Linked DNA regions of Homo sapiens: region 1 is linked to region 2. A link is a loop called in an ENCODE intact Hi-C map of the cell type or tissue named here. Cell type or tissue: dorsolateral prefrontal cortex. All regions are shown on one strand. Each heading gives the region's core, and the rest is flanking DNA. Links, peaks and the distances in the headings are about the cores only.

Evidence for each region. A loop is a pair of places that touch in the nucleus more often than their neighbours do. Peaks named below come from ENCODE experiments on the same cell type or tissue, not always from the same donor. Only the 100,000 strongest peaks of a DNase experiment are listed, where the experiment ranks them.
Region 1: a loop joins it to region 2, with 5 times the contacts of the local background. A loop is called at or near these places in 5 of 110 quality-filtered maps.

Annotation. Positions count from the first base shown.
Region 1 is chr2:53,901,972-53,904,787 of GRCh38, forward strand. It overlaps PSME4 (proteasome activator subunit 4), which reads right to left. Exons shown (of 47, transcript NM_014614.3): 27 at 2,054-2,185. Among named protein-coding and RNA genes, the nearest start is that of GPR75-ASB3, 43 kb to the left of the region's middle. In dorsolateral prefrontal cortex, for the core only: a CTCF peak has its summit at 1,231 (motif pointing right); no DNase peak of the experiment used is centred there; H3K27ac peaks cover 1,365 bases.
Region 2 is chr2:54,083,351-54,086,166 of GRCh38, forward strand. It overlaps a transcript of ACYP2 not described here. Among named protein-coding and RNA genes, the nearest start is that of ACYP2, 31 kb to the right of the region's middle. RefSeq lists a silencer at 1-16. In dorsolateral prefrontal cortex, for the core only: a CTCF peak has its summit at 1,472; a DNase peak (open chromatin) is centred at 1,431; H3K27ac peaks cover 893 bases.

The DNA of each region.
Region 1 (2,816 bases), core at 284-2,783, 180 kb before region 2:
TGGGAGGATCACTTAAGCCCAAGAGGTTGAGGCTACAATGAGCCATGCCTGTGCCACTGTACTCCAGCTTAGGTGACACAGCAGGACCCTGTCTCCAAAAAGAAAAAAAGAAATTGTTCAAAGAATGGCTACTAATAAGGTAATAAAGAAATGGAAGGATGTTTCTAAGAACATATATTCCATTCTGATTTTCTTCAACTGTATCATAAAAACCACAACATGTGTCACTCTTAAAATTTTAGAGTCTGAAGTTTGGTGTTTGAAATAATTTATTAAATATTAGTTAACACCTGGTTGCTGAGTAATTTACAAAGTACATAAAAACTAAAGTATACTGCATATTTATTACTCATAAAAGTCCAATTAACCACAATGATTCTGATGACAGCAGGTATCCTTTGATGACAGCAGGTATCCTTTCTAAAGTGCTTTTTCATAAAAAGTTTTTACTATCAAAACTTTTGATTTCCAATTTACCTCACCTGATTCCAATCTAGCTTATTACTGACTTTGTATTCCACTCCTCTACAGGTTCTCTATAAGGTCACTCATAACCTCGATTTTGTTGATCTAATAGATATTTTTCTGTTTTGATTGTACTTGACCTCTCTAATTTTGTCCATTTAAACTGCTCTCATTAAGGTCAACAACAGAATAGTCAATGAGTCAAACCTACAACACTCTTGAATTATACATCTGCACCAGGGGTCAGCAAACATTTTCCATAAACGGCCAGAAAGCAAACAGCAAAGCCATTTGCTCTCTGTCTCAACTACTCTTCTCTGCCACTGTAGAGTGAAAGTAGCCATACATAATATATAAATGAATGAACATGGCTGTGTTTCAAGAAGTTTTAAAAAAGCAAGCTTTTACTTTTACAAAAGCAAGCAACTGAGCCTGAGCTATAGTTTATTGACACCTCTGTCTTACAAGCTTCATGGAAGATGTTTAGGGCTCGTCTTCATTATCTCCAAAAAACAATGACTCTACTCACTGAGTCTTCCTTCTAGAAAGACCTCTCCCTGCCTTCTGTGATTCTTCCCGATTTCTTGATACCTTTCTGACCTCTCCAGGGTCACTCAGCTCTTCTATTTGGCTTCTAAAGGAGTTTCTCAACATATGCCCCTTGGTCCTCTTCTTATTCTCCTCCTAGGCTTTCTTATCCATGCCCATAGATTTCAATTATAATCAACATACATGGAAATGGTATCTTCGGACTCAGATGTCTAACTGCCCACTTGATGGTGCTCTTAGGTCATTGGAACCACTTCAAATTAAACTAGTCCAAATTAACTATGTCATCATCTAACTACTCTCTCTCTCTCTCTGATGTGCCCAGCAACTAGTTGTACGATCCAAAAGCTTAGTAACTTTGACATTTCCTTTTTTCAGTCCCCTCATATTCAATCAACAAGTCCCATCCGTTCTCACTCTTAATTCACTCTCAATCTATTTCTTTCTACCTGACAGTATAAGCAATCATTATATATTACCTATACTTTATTACATCCCCATAGGATGTAGTATTTGCCTTATCCTGTATAATTTCCTTTCTTCTCTACTCCAATTGCATAAGCTTTCATACCACTGCTCAAACTTACCATATTTCTTCCTTCCTGTCTTAAGCCCTTCCTTCACACTGGTCATACTACTCTAAACTTCTTGGTCTTTCATCCCTCTCTCCCATATGCCAGCCAGGCTACTTGGCCACTAGCACTCAAGTTAAACAATTATTTTCCTCAGGAAAGTCTGCTTCTTATATTTTCTTCATCATAATACTGATCACAAACAGAGGTAAATAACTAAATAATGAGTCTCCTCATATTAGTATGAAACAAAGATCATACCTGTTTAAAGGTGAATCGTGCTGATATCTTCAATTTACTTTGAAATACATTAAAAAAAAGAACAGATATGCGATAAAGCAAATACAGCAAAATCTTAAATACAGAATCTCAGTGGTGAAGAAGATATGGATGTTTACCGTAGAATTTTTTCAGCTTTTCAGTATGTTTGAAAATGTTTACAGTAAAATAGGAAAAAAACCCTATACCTTGAATTGTTGCTGTGTAACACCTTGTCTATCAGGCCTTAAGAACTCCAAAACCAAGGGAATGATATCTCTGCAACAGAAGTTATATGCTCCCAAGGCAGCAAAAAATGTTTGCTGAGCCTTATTTCTCACCTGGAGGAAGTATTATTAACAAAGGACTTTTATTAAATAGTAAAGTACAAAGCAGTTTAAAACAAATTATCAAAAACAGTAATGATAATTTACATGTTTTTCTCATTAACAAAATAAATTTCAAAGCACGTACCCTAAAAAAGAAGTAAATGATTATCTTTACTTATATCAAAAGGAAAGCACAATACCACCGACCATATCCATGGTTTAGGTTACACTGACTGAAATATGTTTGATAAAGGGGAGACTGAATGGAACCTATATGCATTTGCTCAGTAACATAGCTAAAAGTAATCAGCATACTACTAAACTTTTTATTCTGAATTATTCTAGATATAAAGAGCCAGATTTTCTCTTATGTCCACATGAGGAAAATTAAAGAATTTCCAGGAGGAACTAAAATAAACCAAAACAGACACATAACAACTTAACCCTTTTAAGGCAAACCTTAAGTACAATCTCACATATTTTTGACCCAAACAAAATATTCAGTATAAATTTACAACTTATGAACTAGTTAAATAGTAATGGATAATAACTGGTTATAGTAGGATGGGCGCAGTGGCTCACGTCTGTAATCCCAGCACTTTGGGAGGCTGAGGTGGGTGGATCACCTGAGGTCAGGAGTTAG
Region 2 (2,816 bases), core at 130-2,629:
TTTCCCATTCTAGTTGAAGCTCTGATGGCAGCACACCAGTCTTCTTTGTTCAATGACATTTTATCTGTGAGCCGTAAAGACTTTACTTCCCACAGCTGACCCAAAATGTTCGATTGGGACAAAACCCAATGGATTGCTACTTTCAAGAGAAATCAAGGTTCTAAGTTTACAGAGAACAGCCATTGTTGGTGTGGTCAGCAGCAAACAGGGTGATGGGAAAGGATAGTGAAACCAGGAGGATTAAAAGAACCAAACACATGTGATGGAGAATGACTCTCTACACAAACATGTTAGGAGAGTCTGGCCTGCTGTCAAGAAGCTCCAGAGTCCTGCTGATAATTACTGTTCCCCCATCCCCCCAAAGGCACAATCTGGACAGAATATGCTCTTACATCCCCCCAGACCCTGGGGCATAAACATCTTTAAAACCCAAACCAAATTCTACATAAAACTGGCCAAATCCCATAAAATTGACCTTGAAAACTGACCCAGGGCAGATCCAGGTTTCAGTTTGGAGTAGTCTGATGCTTGTACAGTTTTGAGCGCTCTCTTTAGAAAGAGAATGCAAGATTACAAATGTAAAATTAAGTACAAAAGTGAATATTTAAACAGAACAAGAAATCACACCAAATTATAAATTTTGAAAAGATGAGAAATGTCCCAAATATCCCCAAATATAAAACAATAATGATTTTTTAAAAGTATAATTTCCAATTTATTTTTTTCCCAGAGTATAACGTTTCTTCCATCTCTAAAGGTTCAGCTCCTTACATGGGCTTTGGTGGAGGTGAAAGGTGACCTGATAAATAAGGTTCTACTACTCCAAAAATAGAATAATGGTTTATATATCAGAATTCTTCAAAGCCTAGAGAAGGTATCCATTTAGGGAATGTCAGTTCAAGGATTAAATGCAAATCTTAGTATTCAGTTTATTTCTTTTTTTCTTTCTTTCTTTCTTTTCTGAGACGGAGTCTCACTCTGTCGTCCAGGCTGGAGTGCAGTGGAGCCATCTTGGCTCACTGCAACCTCTGTCTCCCAGGTTCAAGCTATTCTCATGCCTCAGCTTCCTGAGTAACTGGGACTACAGGAATGCGCCACGCCCGGCTAATTTTTGTATTTTTAGTAGAGACGGGGTTTCACCATATTGGCCAGGTTGGTCTCGAACTCCTGACCTCAAGTGATCCACCTGCCTCCACCTCCCAAAGTGCTGGGATTACAGGCATGAGCCACTGTGCTCAGCCTCAGTTTATTTTTTACTCATAAATAACTCAGATTTGATTTCTTCTTATGGGTTTGCTGGAAGTAAAAATCACATTCACAACCACTGAAGCCAGACATTTGATTACTCTTAACAATTAACAGTATTATTTATTAGGAAAGTAATGCTGTAAGAGTCAGCAAAATGGGGCCTGGCTTCCCGGGGCTTTGTCCTAGTCAGCAACTTGCCTTGCACTGCCCTCTTCCTGCCACCTGTGTCCAGCCTGAGCAAGAAAAGATCTGATGCTCAGGGAATCCCTCATTGGGAAAATTTAAATATGGACCGTATAGTAGATGATAATATTGAAATTAGGTTATCTTTTTATTAGATGTGATGATGGTAATGTGATAATGTAGGTGAATGTTCTTATTTTTAGGTGAGGCGTGGGGAATGTTTCCGGATGGAATATTCTATGTCTTCAACTTACTTTCAAAAAAACAATACAGCAAGTCCTCAAATAAGTCTCTTTGTTCAACGTCGTTTTGTTCAGTGTGAGAAAAATGATGAGAAAAAAAATCATTCCTGGAAATATATTCCTGGTCAGGGCCACTGTCTGTGTAGAGTTGCACGTTCTCCTCACGTCTGTGGGATTTTTCTCCAGGTGATCCAGTTTCCTCCCACGTTCCAAGGCTGTGCACATTTAGTTCACTGGCGGGTCCACGTGGTGGCACTGTGAGTGAGTGGGTGCTTGTGGGGGTGTGAGAGTGCACCCTGCCACGGGACTGCGGACTGTCCGGGGCTGGTTGTCACCTTGTGCCCTGAGCTGCCAGGATGGGCTCTGGCCACCTGTGACATTAAACTGGAGTAAGGGGGCAAATCATTATCTTACTAGTTTTTATTCATCTTTCTTTTTTTTTAAATTCATCTTTCTTAAATGTGTATATAGCTCACATTTATCTCAGTGTCTAATACTATGTGTTTTGGGCTTCAGAAGTTTGGTGATGTTTTTGTGACCAGAAATATGCTGAAGAAACTTAACTCTAGTTTATATCAATTAGCCTGTGGTAAAATTGGCTTTGTTATAAGTTGTTTCTCTGAAAGTTGAAGTTTCCAAGAACTTATTGACAACTTTAAGTGAGGACTTACTGTGTATGGAAAAAGAGATAGAGATGTGAGACAGAGAGAGAGAGGTGGGAGGAGACAGGCAATGTGGCAAAAGTTAAAATTATTTGATCTCAGTGAAGAATATATGGCTGTTAATTATATCATTCTTTCAACTTTTTTGAAGGCTTGAAGTTTTTCAAAATAAAATGTTGGGAAAAATATGTATATATATATATAAAGACTATGTATAGCCTCTGACCTCTGGTGACTCTAAAAGTTTCTTTGAGTCACTTTTTATTTTTATTTTTTTGAGACAGAGTCTCACTCTGTTGCCAGGCTAGAATGCAGTGGCGCAGTCTCGGCTCACTGCAACCTCCACCTTCCAGATTCAAGCAATTCTCCTGACCCAGCCTCCAGAGTAGCTGGGATTACAGGTGTGCACCATCAGGCCTGGCTAATTATTGTTTTTTTTAGTACAGACAGGGTTTCACCATGTTGGCCAGGCTGGTCTCAA